2 separate regions of the Mus musculus genome follow, and region 2 is linked to region 1. The links are chromatin loops, found by intact Hi-C in ENCODE. Cell type or tissue: heart. All regions are shown on one strand. Each heading gives the region's core, and the rest is flanking DNA. Links, peaks and the distances in the headings are about the cores only.

Region 1 (8,000 bases), core at 1-8,000:
CTCCAAACAAGGTCTCACTCTGATGTCCTAGGGAACTGGTTTCCCACTCAAGGCCACACCCTAGCCAAGCATTTCCTGAGTCAAGACAAAGAAGGCTGAGTCTTTGAGCCTAGTTATAGAGCACTGACTTCTGTGTAAGTGAAGGACAGGTGAGGAGAAACTCCTGGAACCTGAGAGTATAGAAAGTTCCCACAAGTAAGACTGCAGAACGCTTAGCTTCAGGCACAGGCTGGGAAGACCAGGGGCCCATCTTAAGATCACCTGAAGAAGAGCTTGAATCCTCTGAGCATCCCTTCAGAAGGGACCAACATGGTTAAGGAGATGGCTCAGTGGTTAAGAACGTTTACTGCTCTATGGAGGACTTGAGTTCAAGTCTCAGCCCCAGTGTTAGGTGGCTCACAACCATCAATAGCACCATCTCCAGAGGATCTGATGATCCATTCTAGACTCCGCAGGAACCCAAACACAAGTGCACACATACTCACAGAGACACACGGATAAAAATAAAAGCAAACCTTAAAAGGAAAAGCCCACCACCAAAAAGTCAAGAACAGTGAGTGGTACACACCTTTAGTCCCAGCACTTGACAGGCAGAGTGAGGCAGATTTCTATGCATTTGAGATCTGCCTGCTCACATACAGAGTTCCAGGCAGCCAGAGCTACACAGTTGAGACCCTGTCTCAAAACAAACAGACAAAGGGAGTGGGGGGAACAGAACACTGACAAGGTCCAGGCCTTAGCGATGATTCCCACGTGGTAATCCAGTTAAGACCCTGAGCACCACCTTAATTTTAACTACCAGCATGGAGCTCTGACCACCATTCGGTGATTATAACCATCATGGGTTATAAGCAACACTCAGCTATGACTGACTGGCCCAGCACCAACAAAACCCCCTGGGTCTCCTGAGGCTCTGGCACTTCATAGCACCAGTGTTCCTATGCTAAGAGAACAGGACAGGACTCTGCCAAGTGGCTCTTGGAGCTAATAGTTCAAAAGGGACAGTGTCCCAAATGCCACTCTCCAAAGTCCCCGACAGGAAGGTAGCAAGAGAAACAAGGCTTTACTGGACACCATGTCCTAGCCAGCTGGAGGTCCCATGGTTCTATCCAGTAACACACCTATAGTGGTTTGAATAGGACTCTCCCCACAGACTCTGTGTTTGAATGCTTGGCCTATAGGAAGTGGCACTATCGGGAGATGTTGGGAGTAGGTGTGGCCTTGCTGGAAGAAGTGTGTCACTGTGGGGATGGGCTTTGAGGTCTCCTATGCTCAAGCGATGCCCACGTGTGGCACAGGTACCTGCTGCCTGTGGATCAAGACTTAAAACTGCTAGCTCCTTTTCCAGCACCATGTCTGCCTGCCTGCCCGCTGCCATGTTTCCTGTCATGACAATAATGACTAAATCTCTGAAACTGTAAGTCAGTGTAAATTAAATGTTGTTCTTTATAAGAGTTACCATGGTCATAGTGTCTCTTCACTGCAATAGGATCCCTAACTAAGACCAAACCCCAAAGCTAAGGTGGCTAAAGACAGCAGGCTAAAGACAGCAAACCACACCTCAGGGAGAGCAACCAACATTAGCCCAGCCCAAGGAAGGAGAAGGAAAACTGAGACCTTAGTTTGACATCCTTTGGGGCCCCCAAGCAAACACAAGAGGACCAGAAACTTGCTAAGATTTTCTGAAGCAGGGATCACAGCCAAATATCCAACCTCCAGGGAGAAAGTGGTAGGGTGTTGGGGGAGGGACGAGCATGGATAGTCCCCTCAGGAAAGAAATCTGGAGTGTGCACATGGCTAAGAGGAAAAGCACAGCTGGGCTGTCTTCAAGGAAGCTGGGAGGTGATCAACTGCACCCTTGAGACTGAACACAAAGGGAACAGTGACAGGAGGCACGGCAGAGTCTAAGATCATCCAACACTCTGACACAGTCCAATGAGGAGGAGGGTTCCAAGCTACACCTGAATCTGGGGAGCCAACTAGACCTCTGTCCTGAAGCCAGGACACAACCTCATAGCTGGAGTAGCACTGGTCACTCAGACCCTGACACACAAGGCCTTCCTGTCGGACTTTCCTGCTACCCAGCCACCTTGGCCAGAGGCACACAGTGAGTTGGGAAACAGCTACAACACACAAGTTTTTTTGTGCCTTGTCATCAGGGAGCTAGACAATGTCTGTCAGGGAGGTCTTTGGAGACTCACACTTGCTACGGGACTCCAGGAAACCCCACAAGCATACACCATCTACTGCCCAAGCCGCCTCGGGTGACTGATCCTCCAAATGTCCTCAGAGCCAAGAGTTTCACAGTGACGCTCTGAGACAGTATTAGCAAGTCTGCCAACACATCTGTCTCTTCCAAGTTTCTCACCAGCCCATCCTGGAAGCCCAGGTGCCAACTGGGCTAGGCAACAGCTAAGTGGCTGAGAGCCAGGACAAGAGGAGGGGGGAGCAAAGAAACGGGGCAGGGATGGAGAGTTACATGCTGTCATCCCACTAGCTGTCCAGCTGTCCTGGGGGACTGGGACTGGGACTGGGACTGAACAACAGGGGTTTAACACAACTCCTGCCTCTGCCATTTTCTAAAACTCTTATGTTCATCTGAGCCTCCAACAGGCATGTCTGTCTCACAGAGTACTGGCTTCTGAAACCCTAGTTTCAATCCTCATCACCACTGAAAACCAAGCTTGGTGGAACTCACCTGTAACTCCAATACGTAGAGATGGGAGAAAACGAATCAGAAGTTCAAGATCATTCTTGGCTACATAATGAACCTGAGATACGTGAAATTCTATCTCAAGCAAATCAAGATACATACATACATATATACTTACTTACATACATACAGATAAATAGGTGAGAGATAGATGAGAGAGAGAGAGAGAGAGAGAGAGAGAGAGAGAGAGAGAGAGAAATGTTGCTACTCCAAGAAGACAATAACAAGATAGTGAGAGAGTATAAGTCCTCAAGACCCTAACCTCAAAGCCCCAGGATGGCAGGTAGGACATGGGAGCAGGTAACCACAGCACATGGGAGTCAGGATGCCAAAAAACAAGCCTAGGAAAAAAGACAGTGTTGAGACTGACTTACTTACATCCTCCCTCAGAGAGCCCACCACAGAGGCAGGAAGCTGAGCTCTGGCTTTACTGTCACCTGCAAGGAACAATGAAGCTCAGGCAATGTCTCCTCCAAGCCTCAACAGGACATGGGATGCAGGGTTTCGATGGGAGCTATGAGCTTAGCTCCAGTTTTTTTTTTTTTATTTATATTTTATGTGCATTGGTATTTTGCCTCCATATATGTCTGTGTGAAGGTGTCAGATCCCCTGGAACTGGAGTTACAGACAGTGTGAGCTGCTGTGTGGGTACTGGGGATTGAACTCACGTCCTCTGGAAGAACAGCCAAAGCTCTTACACCACTGAGCCATCTCTCCATTATCTCCTGTTTCAAAATGGTCACAGATTCATGCCAGCTGCCCAGACAGGGTTAATACGACCATATGCTTATTAACAAAAACATGAAACTCAGGATACAGGTCCATGCCACCAGGGAAGCCACTGGGATTCCAGAGAAGCTGGAAGTCCTGAAGAAGCTGGGTTCTGAAGCTCAAGTCGAATGTGTTAAAATAGAACTCTACAGTCAGCTAGTCAAGAACTAGCTTCAAAAGCAGACACTCTAGAAACCCCTGCTGTGCTCACCTGAACCTTTCGGGTCTTTCCAAGAACTCCCAGATGCCCTTTACTTCCTGCCAGCCGTTCCATCTCAAGTGCTGTGAGCCCTAAATGCAAGCCCATCTGGGAAACACCAAGAATGTGCCCAGTCCAACCCGCAGCACTATAAACGACCTCTCGTGCTTTTGTGGGATTAGGACGCATTAACAGTCACAGCCATAAGCCCAGGATGGTAGACCCCAAGTTAGACCTGCTCTTCAACCAGGGTCTTCTATGGAGAAAGGCCCAGGGGAAGGTTCCCCAGTCAGGTACCCCCAGGTGCCAAAGTGGCCCTACCACTCAAAGCTTGGCAGCCTCAGCAGGGCAGTAGTAGACAGGCCCAAGTACACGCATCAAAGGTGTAGTTCTGAATTTTCAAAATACATGTATAAAGCCAGGAGTGCTGGTGCACACCTTTAACCTCAGCACTTAGGAGGCAGAGGCAGATGGATTTCTGAGTTCCAGCCAGTCTATAGAGTGAGTCCCAGGACAGCCAGGACTAAAAAACAACCCTGTCTCAAAACAAAACAAAACAAAACAAAACAAAACACAAAAACAATAAATAAGTATTTATCGACACACAAACACAAGTAAGATAAACTTACATATATATTTAATTAATCAGGCTATAAGATTACTGTCATTTAACTTTTTTTTTAAATGTTACTCTGTTACACCTTAACTTATTATATGCACCTGCGCAAATATGTGGAGGTCAAAGAACAACTTCCAGCAACTAGTTCTTCTCTCCCATCACATGGGTTCCAGGCACTGAACTCAGGCTTCAGACTTGAGTCTTTCATTGCTAAGCCATCTCACCAGCCCCACGTTGCTTAACTTACATTTTTAAAAAAAAGAAGAGAGTGGAGGTGTCACCCTGGTCTAGTATGCACAAAGTCCTAGCTATATTCCATGCCCAGAACCACAGAACAATACATTAAAGGTGGTGGCTGGGTGGGGGTGGGGGTGATCCAGGGAAAAGGGGGTGGGCGATGTGCACAGACACCTCCAGTCCAGTAACCCAGAGGGCAGGAAACAGGGATCCGGGCCCAGTTCCCGCCTCCAGGAAAACACATTCACATGGCCCCTCATCCCAGCTCTCAGAGCTGAGTCTGGAAAATCACTTTTGGGTTCCTGGAAAGAAAGGCCCTTCGGAAATATCGGGAACTGGACTGGAAGGTGCCATCGTGTATTATCTGGAGGATGTCTGTGGTGTTTGAAGGGAACCACTCCCCCAGACTCAAGGCTTCAGCCAGAAACAACAGAGCTGCTGCTGGCAGGCAGTGAGACACAAAGGGGCAGAGCAGGGCAGGGTCCCCTTTCCTAGGCTAGCATTGGACGAAGAGGGATTAAAAGTTCCACTTTTTCTCCATTCCCAAAATACAAGCTGTTTGGCCTCTCTGTGTGGGGCGTGAGAAGAGAGCACCTGACTCCCACAGCCCCTCCATCCAAAAGGGAAGGGGGTCTCCTGTCCTAAGGGAAGACAAGCTACCTGAAGAGATTTGCCTGAGGGAGATCAATCACCTCCAGGTTCTATCCCCTGTGGCATTTCACCTACAGAGGGTTGAAAAATGGAATCCAACACCATCTTTCTCCCATCATTTCCACCTCTGCAGATGACTTTAAAAGAACGTTTTAAAAGGGCAGCTTTCTCTGGAAGGGCTCATACCCGTATTTGACGGCTGTCTTTTTGAGACTCCTCTTTGAGAACCCCACACCCATGCTCTCAGGTGTACCTTATCTTCTTCTGAGCGCCTTTCTCTCTCTTTATCTTTGTGACTAAGCCTATACTAAAGTATCTTTCTTCAGAAGAGGGGCACGGTAGCTCATACCTATAACAGGTCTGTAATTCTAGCATTCAGGAGACCAAGGCAGAACTGTTGAGTGTTGGTGGCCAGAGTGGGCTACACAGTGAGTTCCAGGTCAGCCTGGGCTACAGAGCAAAAACCTGTCTCAAACCAACTAAAATAAATAAGTCTTCAGGGCCCTATAAGCTATAGCTTGGCAACACAATCCTGGGCCTGCAACCCTACTCCAGACAGCCCCACAGGCCCCAACCACCAGGCAGCAGAAGCAAGGTAAGCAAAGAGGCACAGTCCCTGACTGGCTGCCTTTCCACCCAGAACCAACAGCTGGGGCCTCTGGTTTAGACCCTCTGAAGCCCTACAATGCTCAATGGCACTGTCCTCCAACAGGACAGCCTGGTCCAGAAACTCCCAGCCCTGAAATGGCAAAATCCATCCAAAGCCCCAACTTCCCTTACATCTTTCTGAACATGACTCTCAAGGCTTAAAGTGTGGACACCTGCAATCAAAATAACCCTGCTGCCTGGAGCAAAGCCTGTCTGGTTCCCCCAGGTGACCATAAACAAAGGGCAGGGCAGGTGAAAGGAGGAAGCAGCAGGGAGGGGATGCCGAACGCCAAAAGCTGGAGTCAGGGCTAAGAGCACCTTGGGGGTGCACAATGTGGCTACTGACATTCCCCCCTCCCTCTCCAACTAAGAAAAGTAACTTCAGAAATGTCTGTGTGTCATCCAGGATCTGTCAGGCTAAGAGTCCCTCCAGAGACTTTGGCTAAAACTCCCCCTAAACATTTCAAGTTGTGTCCAGGCCTTGGCTAAAGTCCCCTAACTTTTCTGAGTCTCATTTTCTCTACCCTAAAATGGAGATCAGCCCTCGCACGTTTGCTCACCGACATTAGTGGCAAGAAATCACATCACGGTTAATGTAAGAGTATAAATGTGAAAAACCATGAATCATAAAACGAGCCCTTGATTACATACCACCCCGAGGCATTGTTCACTCACATTTAAGACTCCAGTCTCAGTGAAATCATAAGCCCCTTCACAGCAGAGGGTGTGTCTGTACTGATGGTTAAAAGTCAGAATTCTGAAGTTAATCTGCCTGGCTTTGTGCATAACTCAGCTTATTAGCCGGTCAGCTCCTGGGCAAGCGACTTCTCTGTGTCTCAGTTTCCCATCTAGCAAAACAGACTACCAGCGCCTTCCTTGAAGAGGCGTGCAGACTGAGGTCATCTCAGTCAGTTAACTTTAATCACTGTGAGCTGTTGGTCTTTCTTTCTTACTTACTTACTGTTAATAAAGACTAGCTGGTTGACTGATGCAAAACAGACAGCTCTCCTGGCCAATCCACCCTCGAGAATCTTCTCTTCCCTCCCCAGAAAGTGGACAGTGTTTACATTTCCCTTTTAAGTACCTTTCACTTATGAAACATTTCAAACCAAAATGGAACACCTGGGCCTTCATGTCCACCCCTTCCTCTGTGGGCCTGGGAGCACATTACTCTGTGTTCCTGAATTCAGGTCATCCTAGAAGAGTGACCACCCTACATCTCTGTCCCCTGCTGCTGTGAATGCTAATGCCCCTGACTAAGGGTGTCTGACTGACAGGCTGGCATGCAAGGGTTCCTCCATCCTGGAACTTTTGGGACACAATCCTGGAGAAGACTCTGATCCATCTCAGTAGACAGCAAGTCATAGCCCTATGGGAGGCCCATGGTAGCCAAGGACCAAGCAGGCAGTTTCCAGGGGAACAGCATCCTCCCCATCTACACCCAGTTCCCATCCTCACTGCCTTTTATTCTCCTCCCACCTCTATAGAGGGCTAAGTCACCTACCCACTATTGCTAGGCAACTTCCCAAGGAGGTGGGGCTGGCTCCCCTGCCCATTCCTGCCTCGGACCCAGAGGAAAGCCACCCTTGCCTGCTGACCCTGGTGACAGCAGAAGGCGAGAAGAGAAGTGACCACAGTCCAACAGGGTTTATAGTTGAACATCTACAGGACTCCCTCACAAGGTGGGGACTTGGGGAGATAGGGAAAAAACCACCTTTCCTCCCAGCCCTGTTCTGATGTTTATGTATCATAAATTCTCAGGCAGTTTCCAAGAGGCCAATCAGACAACTTGCTTCTCTTCCTGATGACTCTTGAACGCTACTACTACCATAGCTCATGGTTCCAAATCCCAGCCCAGGAGCAGACAGCGAGCAAGAAGAAATGGGGTGGGGTGGGGTGGAGTGGGGGTGGGAGCTCAGGAGCACTGTTACCAAAGTAAGGATAAGTTATGAGGCCGGCAGATACCATCTGAACTCCTGTGACAGTATTCACATTTGGGAGGTGGGATGACAGGCAGCTGTCAGCTTCTTCTTTATATTATTAGTCTTTTCTTGGGATTTTCATTCGAGACATAATTCTCATAACATCAATGTCACCATTTTCCGCAATGCACAATCCAGTAATTTTGAATCTATTCACAAGGCCACGCAACCACCACCACA
Region 2 (16,604 bases), core at 4,933-12,932, 75 kb after region 1:
ACACCATGACCATGGCAACTCTTATAAAGAAAAACATTTAATTGCAGCTGGCTTACAGTTTCATGGCAGCGTGCAGGCAGATGTGTTACCGGAGGAGCTGACAGTTCTATATCTTGATCTGCAGCAGCAGAAGGAAACTGTTCCACACTGGGTGGAGCTTGGCCATAGGAGACCTCAAAGCCTCCTCTTTAGTGACATACTTCCTCCAACAAGACCACACCCACTCCAACAAGGCCACACCTCCTAATAGTGCCACTCCCTATGGGCCAAGCATCCATCTGCATGAGTGTATGGAGGGCACTCCTATTCAAACCACTACACTTCCTAATGCTGGCATTGAAGGTACAGAAACTTTTCAATTTTTACTGGTATATAATCGCAAGCTTAGTTTACATTCTACCCAGTGGGTTTCATTGATCATTGTATCTCACTCACATCTGTCCTTTCCAGATGATCTGATGGCTTGGCAGCAAGTACTATGAGCCATCTTGCAGGCCCCTTGGTTTATGTTTTAATAATAGATTAAGGCTTGAACAAGTCCATCACTGAGAGATATATGGAAGAGAAGTGTGTGTGAAGATCCTCAGACTCAGTAGACCCTAGGAAAAGAGTAAATTATAACCGCAAGAAATACCACTACCTACCTAGTAGAAGTAACTGCAAACTACCAGCAGCACAAGTTTGGATGAAGATATGAAGCTAGCAGGGACATGAAACAGTATGATCACTTTCAGAGACAAATTTGCAGTTTTCTATTACCTTAAATGTTGGCGTGACTCAACAATTCACTCATACCTATTTATCTCAGAGAAATGGAAACACACTTCACTTGTATATCAGTATTTAGCTTTATTCATAGAAGGCCCAACTGTAAGCAACTGAGGTGCCCATCAACAGATGAGCTGAGCCGGGCAGTGATTAATTGTCTTTAATCCCACCACTCAGGAGTTAGAGGCAGGCGGATCTCTGAGTTCGAGGCCAGGCTGGTCTACAGAACGAGTTCCAGGACAGTCACAGCTACACAGAGAAACCCTGTCTCAGAAAAAAAAAAGACATACAAAACAAACAAACAAACAAATGCAACCCAGATGAGCTGATAAAAAGTGGGCTATGTCCAGACAACTCAGGAGTAAGGAGTGGACTAGTGACCGACAGAAGAACACGATGTAAGACAGTCACAACGAGAGAAAGAAGAGATCTTTCATATGTGTGCTCCAACTTATGTGGCACTCCAGAAGAGACAGATCTAACTGACATGGTGTTGGAGCTAGAAACCCTACAGGTTTGATCAACTGAGAGCACAGAGAGTCTTCCGTGGTGAAGAGGACCCACCACAGTGTGATTGTGGTGGAAGCACGGGTTTATAGGACAGAGCCATCTTAGATGTAAGATTGGACCACAGTTGCACAGAGGAGCAGGATGCCTGTGTAGCAGATGCAAGGCCCCGGGCTTAGTCCCCAGCATGGAAAAAAAACAAAGTGAAACCGAAGGAATGAATGAATTCAATTAAAGTGTTTTAAACGGCTCAAAGTACATGCTTAGCAGTGCAAAGCCCCAGGACCAATCTACAGCGTGCACACACACACACACACACACACACACACAAACACACAGAATTCCCTAAAAGTAACATATTACTATAGATGACTTAGACGTTATAAAAACTTAGAAGGAAAAGAAAGAGAAAGAGGGAGAGAGAGAGAGAGAGGAAATATAATATTTCGTGTGTGAAAAATCTAAAAAAAAAAATCTTAAAAGAAAAGATCTTATAGTTCTAACAAATACACTGGGTACTGTTATTCCGTCATGCTGTAGAATGTTTAACTGCAAGTGTTTAGGGCAGGCTGGATAGGATGCCCAGCAAAGTGTTAAGTGTTTGCACCAGGGACCCTCTGATCACGCTCTTCAGTGGTGCCTGGAAGCTATTGAGATGTTAGCATCTATTCCTCCAAATTCACCGGCTGCACGTCTGGTGTAAAGGGAAGCGAGCCTTTACAGACATCAGTATATGTCAAATTCTCTCACACAGGGTTTCAATTATACAAGGCAGATATTATTTCTCCTTCATGACAGGAATCATAGGGTTCTCAGGATAACTTTAGGGTACAGGGGTTGGGGAGATGGCTCAGTGGTTAAGGACACTAGCTACTCCTCCAGAGAACCTGGGATCAATTCTGAGCACCCACATAGTGGCTCACAATAATCTGTAATAACTCCAGTTCCAGGGGATCCAGCACCTTCTTCTGACCTCCTTTATAGGCAATAGGCACGTACATGGTTTACATCCATACACATAGGCAAGGGGTGCACATAAAACAAATCTAATCATAATTCACGGTTCAAACTCTAGGCCTTGAAAGAACCTAGTGGGGAAACCCCCACTCAATTTCCGTTCGGCGCGCACCCAAGAATCACAAACAGACGACCATCTTGATGTAAAAGCATGAGGTAGTTTAATGATGGAGCTCCAGGCCGACACATATCTCCCATAGGAGACAGAGGTGTCGACCACATGGTGGAGCCATAATGGCGGAGCTCCGGTTCGAAACGTATCTCACACAGGAGACAGTGGTTTCGACCCTGAGGCTTGGAAGCTAGGGGTTTTTATAGAAAAGGGGTGAGGCTGGGGGAGGAATTGGCGCAGTTTTACATGATTGGTCCATTTAAACATCAACAGACTGTCAGAAGGGTGGGAGATAGGGTGGCACCAGGCCAGTCAGGACATGTAACAAAGGGCCTGCCTGGGCATGTCTTGGCCTGTTCTGCTATGTTCTCAGCCCCAGGTTTTAAAGCTCATAAACAACTCTTTGGGCTATTTGACATAAATTACATGAATCACATGTCTCAAGTTTTATTTCCTTTTAGTCTATCACTTGCTATTGTTGCTCTATCTCTTGTTACATGACTTTGAACATGCTCCTTAATCTCTTGTGTATTTGGACAACAGCAGGTCAGCAGGCCCTATGAAGACTTGCTAAGAGTTGTTGTTGTTTTTTTCTGAGACGGGGCATCATGTAGATTTCACTATGTAGTTGATGCTCTTACCTCTATGGCCCAGCTCCTGGACTTGCAGGCGTGCACCGCCGACGCTTAACTCTGGCATGTTCAGTTTTATGTGCTTTACCTGACACACGATGAGCCTTCAATAAATCATAACTGCAATTAAAGTAGCAAAGAAGCAATATCAAAGCCTTCCAGAGATTCCCAGAAGACCCCAGGTCCCTTCCTTTGAAGAAGATGGTGGTGCTATGGGGTTTGTAGTCAGAGACCACTGTAACCTACCTGGATAAGCAGTCCCTGGGCTGCATCCCATACAGGGTCTGGGAATTTATTATGGTAACAGTAATGACTCTTTATGCTTCTATAGCACTTGTGGGTTTATAGCGTGCTTTGGGTAGCTTCTTAAAAAGGCTTCATTTTAATGCCATTTTAGAGAAAAAGAAACTGGGAGAGGCAGGGGTAGGGCTGAAGGAGGATTCACAGCTAGCAGAAGACTGAAATCCAGGTTGGCAGACTCCAGTTACAGTAACTCTGAGCTCTCCCATCTGGTCTTGCCTCTTACTCTAGAAAGACTAAGTTATATATTGAGTTTCTATGCTCAGTGCTCAGTATGCAAGGGAGGAAGGCCTGGCAGGCCAGGCTCAAGGTCAAGGCCTGGGGTCTGTCTCATGATAATTAGGACAGTAGGGACAGGCCCTGCTCTCACTAGGTGGGGTCCCTGAGAAGCTGTTGTCTGTACGATGGGTCTTCCTGGACTTACCTGGCCTTAGAGCACAGGAAAGGAAGAGCTGAGTCCCAGGAGGCTCAGCCCACACTATCAGTTAGAGCAGGCTGAAACATTGCTGGCACAGGCCATCAGTGCAGTGCACAATTTCCTGGCAGGCTAGGGTGGGGTATAGGGTAGGGACAGGAAAGAACACAGGGAGTGCCTTGTGGTGACTGGAGTGTTCCATGTCTGGGGTAGGGTTCCACAGGCATGTGATGTAAAAAAAACCACCGGAATTTCTACTGGAATTCTTTCCTGAAGATCAGTGCACTTTACAGAATATAGGTTGCAACTCCATTTTCAAGTATTCCAGAGGCAGAAGCAGGAAGACTGTCATAAATTCAAGGCTAATTTGTTCTATATCGAGAGTTGCAGAATAGCTGGGACTATATAGCTAGACCCTGTCTCAAAACTAACTAACTAACTAACTAACTAACTAACTAGTATATTATAAAAACAAAACAAAACTCAACCTTTCTCCAAAGTATTCTCCTGTGTTCTTTAACCCCAAAGTAAAGAATGTAGTTTTGCTGGGTGGTGGAGACACAGGCCTTTAATCCCAGCACTGAGAGGCAGAGGCAGGTGGATCTCTGACTTCCAGGACAGTTTTGGTCTACAGAGTGAGCTCCAGGACAGCCAGGACTACACAGAGAAATCTGTCTCAAACCAAACCAAACCCAAACCCAAACCCAAACCAAACCAGAACAAAACATCAATGTAGCTTGTGCTGAAGTGAGGACTGAAGTGTGAAGAGTCACAGTGCAGGGAGCATAGAAGCTTCCTGGGTCTCCTGAGTAAGGCAGTAGCTGGGCCCCATGTGGCAGCGGGATCTATGGTGTGCATTATGGAAGCTTTGAGGGTCCGTTTCAGGCGACACTGTTTTCCTTCCATAGTTGAACTACTGTTCAGGCAGACAGTTCTCTCCAGCAAGAGCTGAGGCAGCATTTTCTTTCTTCCCCCTTCTTGCTGATGGCTGTCGGTTTTGAGACCATTGTTGTTCCGGCTGTGTTCTCAGTCATCTACACGTAAATAGGAAGCAGATTTCCCACCAGCAGATCTGAGGATGAAAGGGTCTCTCTCCGCATCTATTTCTAACCCACGTGTTCAATAAAAACCCAGCCTGTAAGCAACCATAAGCCTCTGTGCGTTGAATGAATAGTGGTTAGTAGCAGGTGACAAAAGGTGCAGGCCTTTCTCCATGAGCTCCAGGCTAGCCTGGTCTACACACGCAAATTCTGGGCCAGCTGGGACTACACAGTGAGAGCAGTCTCAAAACAAACAGATGTAAGAGGAAGGGTGGGTATCGGTGCCTGCTGCTGAGCCTTGCAACCTGAGTTTGATACCCAGGACCCACAGGGCAGAAAGAGAGGGTTTCTTTCCGCAGTTGTTCTCTGTGTGGTACGTGTGCCCTTCCCCCACAAAAAAATAATAAATGTAAAACAACATGCAAGGGGAAAGGTCATAATAACTGAAGTGAGATGTTTTTGTTTATCTCTTGGAATTAACTAGAACTAGACAGTAAAAAATAATTATAATGGGTTTTAACAATACACTCGATTGAACACACACTAATTTTTCTTCTTTTGAGGCTGTGACCATAAGGTCTTCTTAAAAATCCTGTTCGAGAGGTGTTTAAAAATAATAGGAGCCATAATTAAGCAAACTTGGCCATAAACTGGCACCTGTGGAAGGCAGGTGGCAGGGACTTCATGAATTACTCTGTTTTCATGTTTTTATCTTTATTAGCTTTGTCAGTATAACATTATTATTATTATTACTATTATTATTATTTTCTTTCATGCTTTTTTTGAGACAAAGCCTCATTAGGCAGTCCCGGCTAGCCTAAAACTTGCTTTGTAGAGCAGGCCTTGAAACTCACAACAACCTTACCCTCAGAGTGCTGAAAGTCCAAGTGTGTACCACCTCACCTGGCTGCAAGGAACTTTAAAATAATCATGCTTAGGTAGAAAGAAGACTCAAGGAAAAAAAATTAAGCACAGAGAATTAATAGGCCACAGCCTCTGACCACCATCTATTAAAATCAGTCATGGATGCCATTCAAGGAGCCCCTCCATTCCTGAGTTCTCAAGTTTCCTTAATAAATCAGTGTTTGCTTTGCTCAAAATAATAATAATTCCCCAAATTCTACTTATAGTTCTTCCTAAGTGTCCTCAGGGGTTTGTTTCAGCGTTTCCTAGCATGCCTCCAGGTCTACAGATGGACAAACCCCATAGAAATGGTGTCCAGTTTGCATATAACCCATGCGTATACTCCCACATACTTCACTCTCTAGAGCACCTGCAAAGTCTAAAGGTTAGTCACTTTTATTTTGTCACTGTGACAAAACACCCGAAGGAACGAGCTAAGAGAGGAAAAGGTTAGCCGGGCGTGGTGGCGCACGCCTTTAATCCCAGCACTTAGGAGGCAGGGGCAGGCGAATTTCTGAGTTCGAGGCCAGCCTGGTCTACAGAGTGAGTTCCAGGACAGCCAGGGCTACACAGAGAAACCCTGTCTTGAAAAACCAAAAAAAAAAAAAAAAAAAAAAAAGAGAGAGAGGAAAAGGTTTATCTTGGCTCACAGCATCAGGGGTTACACATCAGTTCACTGGCTGCATTGTTCCAGGGCCTGTGCCAACATAGAGCATTGTGGAGAAACGGCAAGGTGGGACAGAGCAGTTTACCCATAACAGCCAGGAAACAGGAAGAAATATTCTCTCCCCTTTGTTCCTCCCTATTGAATGCAGCCCCCACAGGATGGGTCTACCTTGCTAATCATCTTAGGAAATGCCCTCGTAGACAGACACACAGCGAAGTGTGCTTCATTGATCTCTTAGGTATCTCTCAATTCCCATCAAGATACCAGCCCAACACAGATTAACCATACCAGCCCAGTGCCATATCACACTATGTAGCAGCTGTTATCCAAGGAATAACAGCAAGTTAAGATGTTGTAAGGTTCAGCAGAGATGCATTTGCCTTTTCAGTCTTCAGCTGGTTCAATTAAAGAATGTGGAGCCCTCATGTATAGATAGATAACTGTGTATAGAAATTAGGGCAAAGAGCTTCCCTAGCATTCAAGAAGCCCTGGGTTTGACTTGCAGTACCAAATAAAAATAGGTAAAAATGGTACACACCTGTAATCCCAGGTCTCCGGAGGTAGAAGCAGAAAGATCACAAACTCAAGGTTATCCTCTGCTACATACAGAGTTGGAGGCCAGCCTGGGCTACATGAGGCTCTACTTAAAAAAAAAAAAAAGAGTAGGAGGAGGAGGGGAAAAAAAAGAAAGAACATAGCAAGAAGCACATTTTCTCTTGGATAGAAGAGAAAAATCAAAACTGAAATTAAAAGTTACCTAGAAACAAATGTTGCAGCGAATGTTTTCATGGTTCATTTATCCATCCCTTTGTTCTGCAGGCGTATCTTAAAAACTCCCCCTGTTCCTGGAACTGGGAGAGGCCAGGGGAGCCAAAGCACCGTCTGGAAAGCTCTCACATTCTCATGACAGGAATAGACAGAACTAGTGACTGACCCTACCCAGCATGCAACAGTAGAGCTGCACAGACCAAACAGGTCAAGGAAGAGGGCTTTGGGATGGAGAAGGAGAGGTGAGGTTCCTGCTGAAGCTGACTAACTCAGCCAGTGGACAGGACGTTCTCCTGGGGATGGTGATATCTGGACAGATGGAGTGAGGCACAGCAGCCAGCAGGAGAGCAAAGCGCAGAGCTCAGGAAGAGGGAGTCAGCGTCCTCTGCACCTCAGTCCCCTAGGCTCTGATGTGACTCCTGACTCTAGGCGCAGAGTACAGGTGGAGGCTGAGCTCTGGCTTGTCTCTTGGAAGCATTGAGTGGGGGGGGGGGGGTTTCAGGAAGCTAACTTAGGTCACAATTTGGGGCACCCTTGATGGCCTTTGGTGCTAGACAGCTCTCCCAGGGGGCCATTTCACACTCAGGCACTATATTACCCTAGACACAGGACTGTTCTCGAAGAGCCAACAGAACTAGCCATCAACAGTTGAGAGACAGAGGCAGGACTTTGAGTTCAAAGGCAGCCTGGGTTACCTAATATGTTCTGGGATACATAATGAGACTGTTTTAAAAATTAGATGAATAGCCCCCACAAACAAACAACCAAGCTGCCCAAAGTTCTTCCCAAGAACAAAGTATATCCATTCAAATAGAGGGAGGGTCCTGCAGTTCCTGTGGCGAGACCCTTGGCCAAGAGTAACAGTTTCATCCTTAGTCCAGAACACACTATGTAGCATTATGTCTGACACACAGTAGGCACTTAGTCAGTGGCAGCTACTATTCTAATAAAGACTTAAGTTACTCGGGACCTGGGAAGAAGGTGCAATCATTAAGAGCACTGTTTGCTCTTGCAAACAACCTGGATTCCCAGCACACACAATGACTCAAACCATATGTAACTCCAATCCAGGGGATTCAACGCCCTCTTTCGACGTCTGCAGGTACTGCATGCACATGGTCTGCACATAAAACACGCAGGCCAAACACCCATACACATAAAATAAATTAAAAATAAAAGACAACTCACTTATACAGAAATTGAATTGAAAGCTGAATTTCCCTGTAGGCTGAGGCCTGGAGAGCCCTCCAGGGCTGGCCTGTGGGAACCAGAGGAAATCTGTTTCTAATAGGGTTCTGTGGAAGCTTAGTGAGTTCTTCTATCCAATTAACAGGCCCAGCGGACACGAGGGAACAGATTGCTTCCTGAGCCTGGACACTGCCATCCCTCATCCCGTGGAAATGAGATTATGATGAGGGCAGGGCCAGAGAGGAAGCTGACCTAACTCAATTATCAGCCCTGGTTTGTCCATTTTAGCCTGGGAGGAGGTGAGAGGGGAGGGTGGCCAGAGCTGCTCAGGAAATGACAAATCTGAAAACATGGCTGAGACAAGCCCACCTCAGCTTCCTTGAGGCCTATCCTGGAGTTAACAGGCTCATCTCTGTGCTCTTCTTATCAAGTGCTGGGTGCAAAGGTCCCAGTGGTGCCTTGGAGATCAATGTGGGCATCCCTTTATAGCTACAAAGACTCTGTCTGCTTAATCTCCCTAGAGACGAGGTGGTGGTTACCTGTCGAGGCCCTCAGTGACATTATTGATTCAAAGACAGCTGACTACACTGTCACTGAGACTAGGGACAGCTGGTCTTGGATTTGTCATAAAGCAGGTATGGAACTTTGGGAGGTCTCAGGTGACAGCCTCAGCTATAAATGAGATTTACGACCTGCGGTAGACACGAGTCTGTGTTCTTGGCATCTTTTCATCTCCTTCTGGAGGGTAAGGCATGATCTCCAGGTGGGTTCACACCAGCTCCCATCAGTCTTGCCTCTTGCCCTCCTACCCTTCAGAGCAGGAAGCCCTGTCCTGGTTTGTAGTGGCCCAGGCAGAGCTACCCTCCGACTCCATTAGGGACTTCAGAAAGCTTCTGTGTCTCGTCCAAGGCAGTGTGTTATCCAGAATGATGGTGCAGCTACCTCAACACCTCAGAAGAGGCCAGCCTGAGACAAAGCAGACACATACAGCAGGAGGCAGAGCCTGGAGAACCACACAGGAGGAACTAGGGCCCCGAGAAATGTTCGGCCACTCCATTCTGGAACCTTTCAGCAGTGCTGGCCAGGCAATAGCTCTCTGTGACATAACGTCATATAGCTTGTGAATGACAAACAGAAATAAAAAAGGAAAGGACATGACTGGTCCTAGGTAGTGGGGGAAAGTTCACTGTAGATAAAAGGGAGAGCATAGCCAGAGGCAGACACATCTGGCAGAGTCCAGAGTGAACAGCATCCTGAGCTGGGACATGTGAGGAAAGGGGGAGGGGGGAGGAGAGAGCTAGTCCAAGAGGTCAGGAGGGTAGAGGGTAGGAGACAGAATAGCCAAAAGGACTGGCTTAGCAAAATGGCTGGATTACATAAGGAGGGTAGCTGGGGGAAGGGCAGCCCAGGACCTGGGCTGGAGAGGTTCAGGGTAGGGGGCAGGGCATGCCAACCATACCCTGTCATAGGTAAGGACCTGCCAGCCAGGTTCACTTTCATATGTTAATGGCACCTCAGCCATTTGTCCTGATTTGAGACCTAACAGTTTGCAGGACAGTTCCTGTTGCCCGGCACCACCAGTATCTTTAGGAACCAAGATTTCATTCAGACTTCAAAGGCTCCTGAGGGGAAATTGGCTTCTGTCATTTCTACCCAAGGATAACAGTTGCACCCTGGGTGGCTCATTGGACACATCCACTCCGTTTCCACAGGAAGGGTGGTCAGGAACCTGTTGGGGACTTTTCTCATTTCTACCTCTGTCTGTAAATTGAGACAGATGAGCATTTTTTTTTTTTTCTAGGCTGGATAAAAGAAGCCCATCGACAGATACGCAGGGGGAGGTGGATGCTTTCTGGCAACTAGCTCTGTCAGAGAGATACTGCATTCCCTGGCTGGCCACTGCGCTTAAACTGGGTTTCGCTCTCTTGTTCTCAGGACGGCTAACTTAGAGTCAGTCTGTCTCCGTTTCTCAGCTCTCAACACTCCCGGCACACAGGATTTCAGCTATGATTATGAATCGACTCTTCCATGTTAACCCTTCTCTTACCTTCCCCAGACTGTTTTGGCTGCCTGTTTGAGGGGCTTGCTGGGCTTGGGATTCAATAAGCATCTAGCAGGTTCTATCTATGGGACAGGACCGTGCTAGGAGTTTTCACATACATTTCCTTATTTCCTATCCAAATTGCTCCTGGTGCTTCATGCTCGTTCCCTAGAAAGAAACTGAGTCACCAAGAGTTCTAAAGGTGCCTAACCAATACCAATACCGGTGCTGATAAAAGAAAATGCATCTTCCTCGAGCTACCACTGACCACTTCTGGTCGGGCGGCTCTGACGTCCCTTTCTTGTTCCACTGTGAAGATGGCAGAGGCTGATGTGATCATGAGATTCTTAGGCATTGGAGGAAGTGTTCTGAGAGCAGATGGCAGAAATTGCCAACCAGACACCCCCTCTTCCCCCCCCCCCCCATGGCAGTACTGAGTTCCTTTCAGGAACCTTTAGCCAATCTGGTTTTCCCAAGTCTGAAGGGCCAGAGGCAACTATGTGCCACTGGGGTGCAATGGCCCTAAGGCAGGGTCAAGGTAGGTGAACCTTGCCCAGTTCCTGTTTGAAACCAGAAGCAGAAAAAGGAAGTGGCCAAGGCCAATTCACAGGAGAATTTTCTCCTCCTTTTAATTTTCCTTTAAATGTTTTTTTTCCTGAGATAGTTTGTGTGCCCTAAAATTTACCCATCCAAAGAACACAGTTCATTATTTTGTGAACTCCTCTGTAAACCAGGTTGGTCTCGAACTCAGAGATCCACCGGCCTCTGCCTTCCGAGTGCTGGGGTTAAAGGGGTGCATCTTCACTGCCTGGCATTGTACTACATTTTAATCACTTGGCACTCACTCCCCATTTTCCCCTGGACCTTTTCATATCACATACAGAATCCAACAGCATGCCATCTCTGTGAATGGCACCTGCCACTTAGCATGTTTGTAAAGTTCACCTCTATTGAAGCATAAATCAATAGTCCCCCCCCTTCTTCCCTCCTCACCCCCCTTTTCTAAAATGGTCTCATGTAGCTCAGGCTGGACCTGAACTCACTAGGCCGTTGAGATTGGCTCTAAACCGTTAATCCTGCACCTACCTCTCAAGTACAAGGATTTCGGTGTGCACCACCATACCCTGCTCTGTGTGTCTTTTCCCTTTTTGGTGGCATAATAACCCATTGTGTCAGTTTACCATCAACTGAGTTGCCCACAGCTCGCAAGATCTTTATGTGACTGTGAAGTCCCTTCTTATGTGATCTACCCAGCCTGCCCTCACGTGGGTCTCCGTTCTAGTGTCTGTGATAGTCACTGCCCTTTGTTTTATATGGCACAGGCAATGTACATTCTCCTTTTATATACATGTCACCTCCCCCCTCCTCCTCTTCTTCCTCCTTTCCCTCCACCACCACTTCCTCCTCTTCCTCCTCCTACTTCTCCTTTGGTTTCTCTGAGTAACAGCCCTGGCTGTTCTGGAACCCACTTTGTAGACCAGGCTGGTCTAGAACTCTCAGAGATCTGTCTCCCTCTGTCTCCCGAATGCTGGAATTAAAGATATGTGTCTCCAGACCTGGCTTTTATAAACGTTTTTTGAGAGAGGGTCTCACTACATAAACCTTCTCTGGACTGGAACCTGACATATTGGCCAGAACTCAACAAAGGTCAGCCTGTCTCTGCTGGTGGAGTGCTGGGACTAAAGGCTCACAATACCATGCCTCACCCTGTACATGCAGTGTTCATTTCCATACATGGTACTGCCTTGGCTATCATTCTGCACTTTCCCCTTCACTGACAGAATCCATGCTGCCATGAGTCTGTCTGGTTATCCCTGCCCATAGCTGTGTAGCCTATGGGAGTGGGTTGCTACCACATTTTACATCTCCCCCCACCCCATGAGGATGAATACCTGTTGGTCCCAGCTCTCTGCTACTGCCCAGAGACCTGCAGTGGGCACAAGTAGGTGTCTGTTTCAGGACCAGGTGGGAACATCTAGAACACACCTCCAGGAGTGGATTGCTCTCTCAGAGAGTGTGTAGTCGCCTCCATTGAGGTTGTGAGAAGTCTTTCTCTTTCCTGGTGGACAACAAGACTGGGACCACAGCGAGACAGAGCTGTTCTCACAAATTCCCCACTCAGAAATGGCAGCCAGGACACACTTTCTGGGTAGGTCTGCACACCTCAGTGTCTCCTTGATGAAGTATACTTGACTATAGAAGAGCAGTTCTAACTCCATCCTGTGTGTGTGTGTGTGTGTGTGTGTGTGTGTGTGTGTGTGTGTGCACGAACAGAGGTGAAGAGGGGCACATGGGCCAAGCACATGTGCAGAGGTCAAAGGCCAGCTCTGCACATCTGTTTCTCTCCCTCGGTCTTTTTTTTTTTTTTTTTTTTTTTTTTTTAAACACAATCTCTCCTGGCAGACTGAAGCATTGAAGATGTACCTTGTTTTGTTTTGTTAAATATTTATTTATTTATTTATTATATGGAAGTACACTGTAGCTGTCTTCAGACATACCAGAAGAGGCCATCAGAACTCATTACAGATGGTTGTGAGCCACCATGTGGTTGCTGGGATTTGAACTCTGGACCTTCAGAAGAGCAGTCAGCTCTCTTAACCACTGAGCCATCTCTCCAGCCCCTCCCTCGGTCTTTATGTGGATTCCAGGCATGGAACTCGGGTCACCAGGCTTTCGTGGCAAGCGCTTTAAGCCACTGAGCCACCTCCCTAGCTGAGGTCCACCTTGTACTTCAGTTCTCTTGAATCCCCCGTAAGCAGCCTGGCCCTATTAAGTGCTGTTATTCTTTATGCCTCATGGATTAGAGTTTTCAAGGGAAATTACTACTCCAAGAACTTGCTTGTGTTTTGGGGGTGCAATGACTTGTAACTGGGGAGAAGTCACAGGAAGGAACGGTTTCCCTACTCACCAGGGAAATGGGGTCTGATGGGAATCTTTTTTTTTTTTTTAAGATTTATTTTATGTATTTATGTATAAGTGCTTTATCATCATGTACAACACCTGCATACCAGAAAGAGGACATCTGATCCCATTATAGATGGGATCACAACCGTGAGCCACCATGTGGTTGCTGGGATTTGAACTCAGGACCTCTGGAAGAGCAGCCAGTGCTCTTAACCACTGAGCCATCTCTCCAGCCCCTGAAGGGAATCTTAACCTACCAGGGCTGTTAGTTTCCCAGAGAGACTCAAACCATCCTGTGTAGAAGATTCTCTTGAGAGACCTCCTAAGTTTGGGGATGTTGGTCACTCAGGCAAAGCTGAGAGCCATGTGGGCTCCTTAAGGATTCCACTCAGAGCCAGGCAGGGGTGGCACATGCCTTTCATCCCAGCACTCGGGGAGGCAGAGACAGGCAGATCTTTGTGAGCCTGGTCTACAGAGCCAGTTCCAGACAGCCAGGTCTATACAAAGAGAAAACATGCCTCAAACAAAACAAAAGATTCCACTCAGCTACAGTGTATATCCCTCTAGCCCACAGTGCCTCTTCAAAGGCAGAGGGGTGTCTGAGAAAGTCTTAGGTAAAGAATCCATTTGTGTGTAATGTGAATCGCTTTGTCCTCATTTTGGTTTCTTGAGTTTGCTTTTTTCATAATAGGCTCTTCATAAAGTGAAAACAATAACCCTGCTTGACAGACCACAGCCCTAAGTGAACAGTCGGTCACCAGCAACGTATGTCACTGAGGCTTGCTGGCAGCTGGGATGGGAAATAGTAGCTACGGTGCCTAGGGCTCCCCCAAGCTGCTGCCATTTCTTTTCTTTCAAAACTTCTGGTTTTCTAGATGCTTCAGAAGTGTTTAGGAAAAGAAGGCAACCCTGATTTCACAACACGGAGCTTCGTCTGCATGTGTGCTCCCATAAACGCGGAGAAGGAAGATGGGGAGATGGTATTTTCAGTCTCCACGACCCGCCACCTATATTTCTTGTCAGCACTTTGCTTTATAGCAGCATCAAGGATGATGGCCAACAGGTCATCAGACACAATGGTGAGCATAGAAAAGGTGGGGTTTTTTTTTGTAACCAGGAGAGGCCCAGGACTATAGAGCTGAATAAGCTTGTCAGTCCTCTCTCTGCTGTAACTGAGGGGCAGCAGCAGCTGGAGATCAAAGTCCAGCAAGGAGCAGGAAGTGACTCAGAATGGTGTGGGGCAGGAGACCTGGACCTGCTAGTGACGCTCCTTTTCTGCTTCATTCTTCACTTCCACTGAGGGAGGGCCTGATGTCCCCTCCAGGGGGTCAGAATTTGTACAGCAGGAAATGTCTGGGAAACTGTGTAGCAGGACCATTCCGTGCCTCACTCCCCATGAGGATGGACAGGAAGACAGCACCTGTAACTGCAGAGTTTGCCTTCACCTAACTTCTCTACAATCTGAGCTAGTTGCTGTTGGGGCTAGGAGAGGGGGAGGGGAGACCCAGTATCTATTCACAAGCTCTAGGAGGAAGGGGTAGTAAAAAGAACTGACAGGCACTAATAATGCTCCTCTCTGGTCTGGCTATTCTCTGTGCTAAGATTGTATTGAGCCAGTTAAGCACATGACCAGCCAGTTAAGCTGGCTGTATGGAGTTTGCCGTTATCCTCTAGAGCCTAGATCTTCTAGATTTTGAAGGTGGGAACTCTAGAACCTGAGGAGAGTGGAGACCTGATTCCTTCCTGTCTGCCAAGGCCTGTCCCAACCCTGCAGGAGACTACATGATCTACGACTGCATTAATGGTTGTAAGGGCCAATTTCAACTAGAACAGATGAGCTAGTAATCCAAAACAAAAATATAGCTTGGTTGTCTTTTTTTTTTTTTTTTCCTCTCTCCTAAGACAGGGTTTTTCTGTGTAATCCTTGCTGTCCTGGAACTTACTCTGTAGACCAGGCTGGCCTCAAACTCAGAGATCTGCCTACCTCTGCCTCCTTCCTTCCTTCCCTCCTTTCTTTCTGAAGGTGCTGAGAGTACAGATGTGTACCTCCCTTGGCTTTGTAAACCTGACCTCCCAGCCATTTCAGTCTTTAGGGTAAGTCTGACTCTTGCATAGGAGATCCTAGAGTCACACTTGCCATGTCGTACCAGCATCAGCCCAGCCTACCCTTCCTTCATTCCAAGTGGAATCCAAGAACTTACTTTTCTCACCCGGAGGAGGAGAGGTTAAAAGTGCAGTGTTTAGCAGGTCCATACAGTCCCCTCAGGAGTAACTTATCTCCCAGTCTTAGGAAGTGTTTGCCTACTGGACTTGAAACCAGGGGGCAGGGGCGGCGGGTGGTGGGGGATCAGTAGACATAGCTGCTGACTGGACTATCTCCATAGGTCTCTCCGTGGGATCTTCAAGCTGGGGGAACCGTGATCCAGGCACTGACTGACCTTTGTGCCAGCCAACTCTTTCCTGACAGATGTGTGGAATAAGACAGAGCTGAGGCCAGCGTCCACCTTTTGTGCTGATCCATCTCTCTCAGTGGGTTTAATCCCCAGCGCCACAACCCCCCACCCCCCAAACCGTAAAGGACATGAGCTGCACACTGCTCATTCCGGCTCATTTGAGAAGACTCAGTGTTCCAGAGCAGAGTAAAGCTTGGGCTTGCACCTAGGAAGACTCCTTTCCTCACCAGGCCTTGCTCCTTAAGAAAGAAAGAGAGAGAGAGAGAGAGAGAGGGAGGGAGAGAGAGAGAGAGGGAGGGAGGGAGGGAGGGAGGAAGGAAGGAAGGAAGGAAGGAAGGAAGGAAGGAAGGAAGGAAGGAAGGAAGGAAGGAAGGAAGGAAGGAAGGGACAGGGTCATTCTATGTAGCCCTGGCTATCCAGAGAGTTGATGTGTAGGCCAGATCAGAATTCTGCCTGCCTCTTGCCTCCAAGTGGCTGGGATTAAAGGCATGTGTCACTGCATGCAGCCATCAGGTCCTTTCTTGAACTTGAAGGGTCTTTTAGTCTCAAGCCCAGGCATGGGCTTGTAAACGGAAGCAATCAGGTTCCTATTCTCTAGTTCCTTGTATTTCCCCATGTCCTGCCCCTCCCCCTCAGCATGTTGATGACTTTTCTCTTACAGCCAACCAGAGCTGAGAATGTGGTCAGAGGTGCAAGCTCTTGGGTGTAGGGGGAGGGTGTCCCAAACTCAAGTCACTCTTTTCTTTTGTCAAAGCCTCCACCTGACACAAGCTGCCTCCGTGTGACCATTTGCAATCCCTTACTATTGCTGTACATTGTGATCCAGCCCCAGTCACACTTGATAAGAGTGAGGCCATAAGGAAATCATGCAGGAAGCCAGGCCCCAGAG

Evidence for each region. Hi-C counts contacts between places; a loop is a spot of excess contacts. Peaks named below come from ENCODE experiments on the same cell type or tissue, not always from the same donor. Only the 100,000 strongest peaks of a DNase experiment are listed, where the experiment ranks them.
Region 2: a loop joins it to region 1, with 2.0 times the contacts of the local background. A loop is called at or near these places in 5 of 42 quality-filtered maps.

What each region holds. Positions count from the first base shown.
Region 1 is chr12:80,244,893-80,252,892 of GRCm38, forward strand. All of the region lies in intron 1 of Actn1 (actinin, alpha 1), which reads right to left. Among named protein-coding and RNA genes, the nearest start is that of Actn1, 11 kb to the right of the region's middle. In heart, for the core only: no CTCF peak of the experiment used is centred there; DNase peaks (open chromatin) are centred at 1,829, 2,369 and 4,849; H3K27ac peaks cover 1,263 bases.
Region 2 is chr12:80,315,375-80,331,978 of GRCm38, forward strand. No RefSeq gene overlaps it. Among named protein-coding and RNA genes, the nearest start is that of Gm29952, 53 kb to the left of the region's middle. In heart, for the core only: a CTCF peak has its summit at 8,222; DNase peaks (open chromatin) are centred at 8,537 and 9,637; H3K27ac peaks cover 2,298 bases.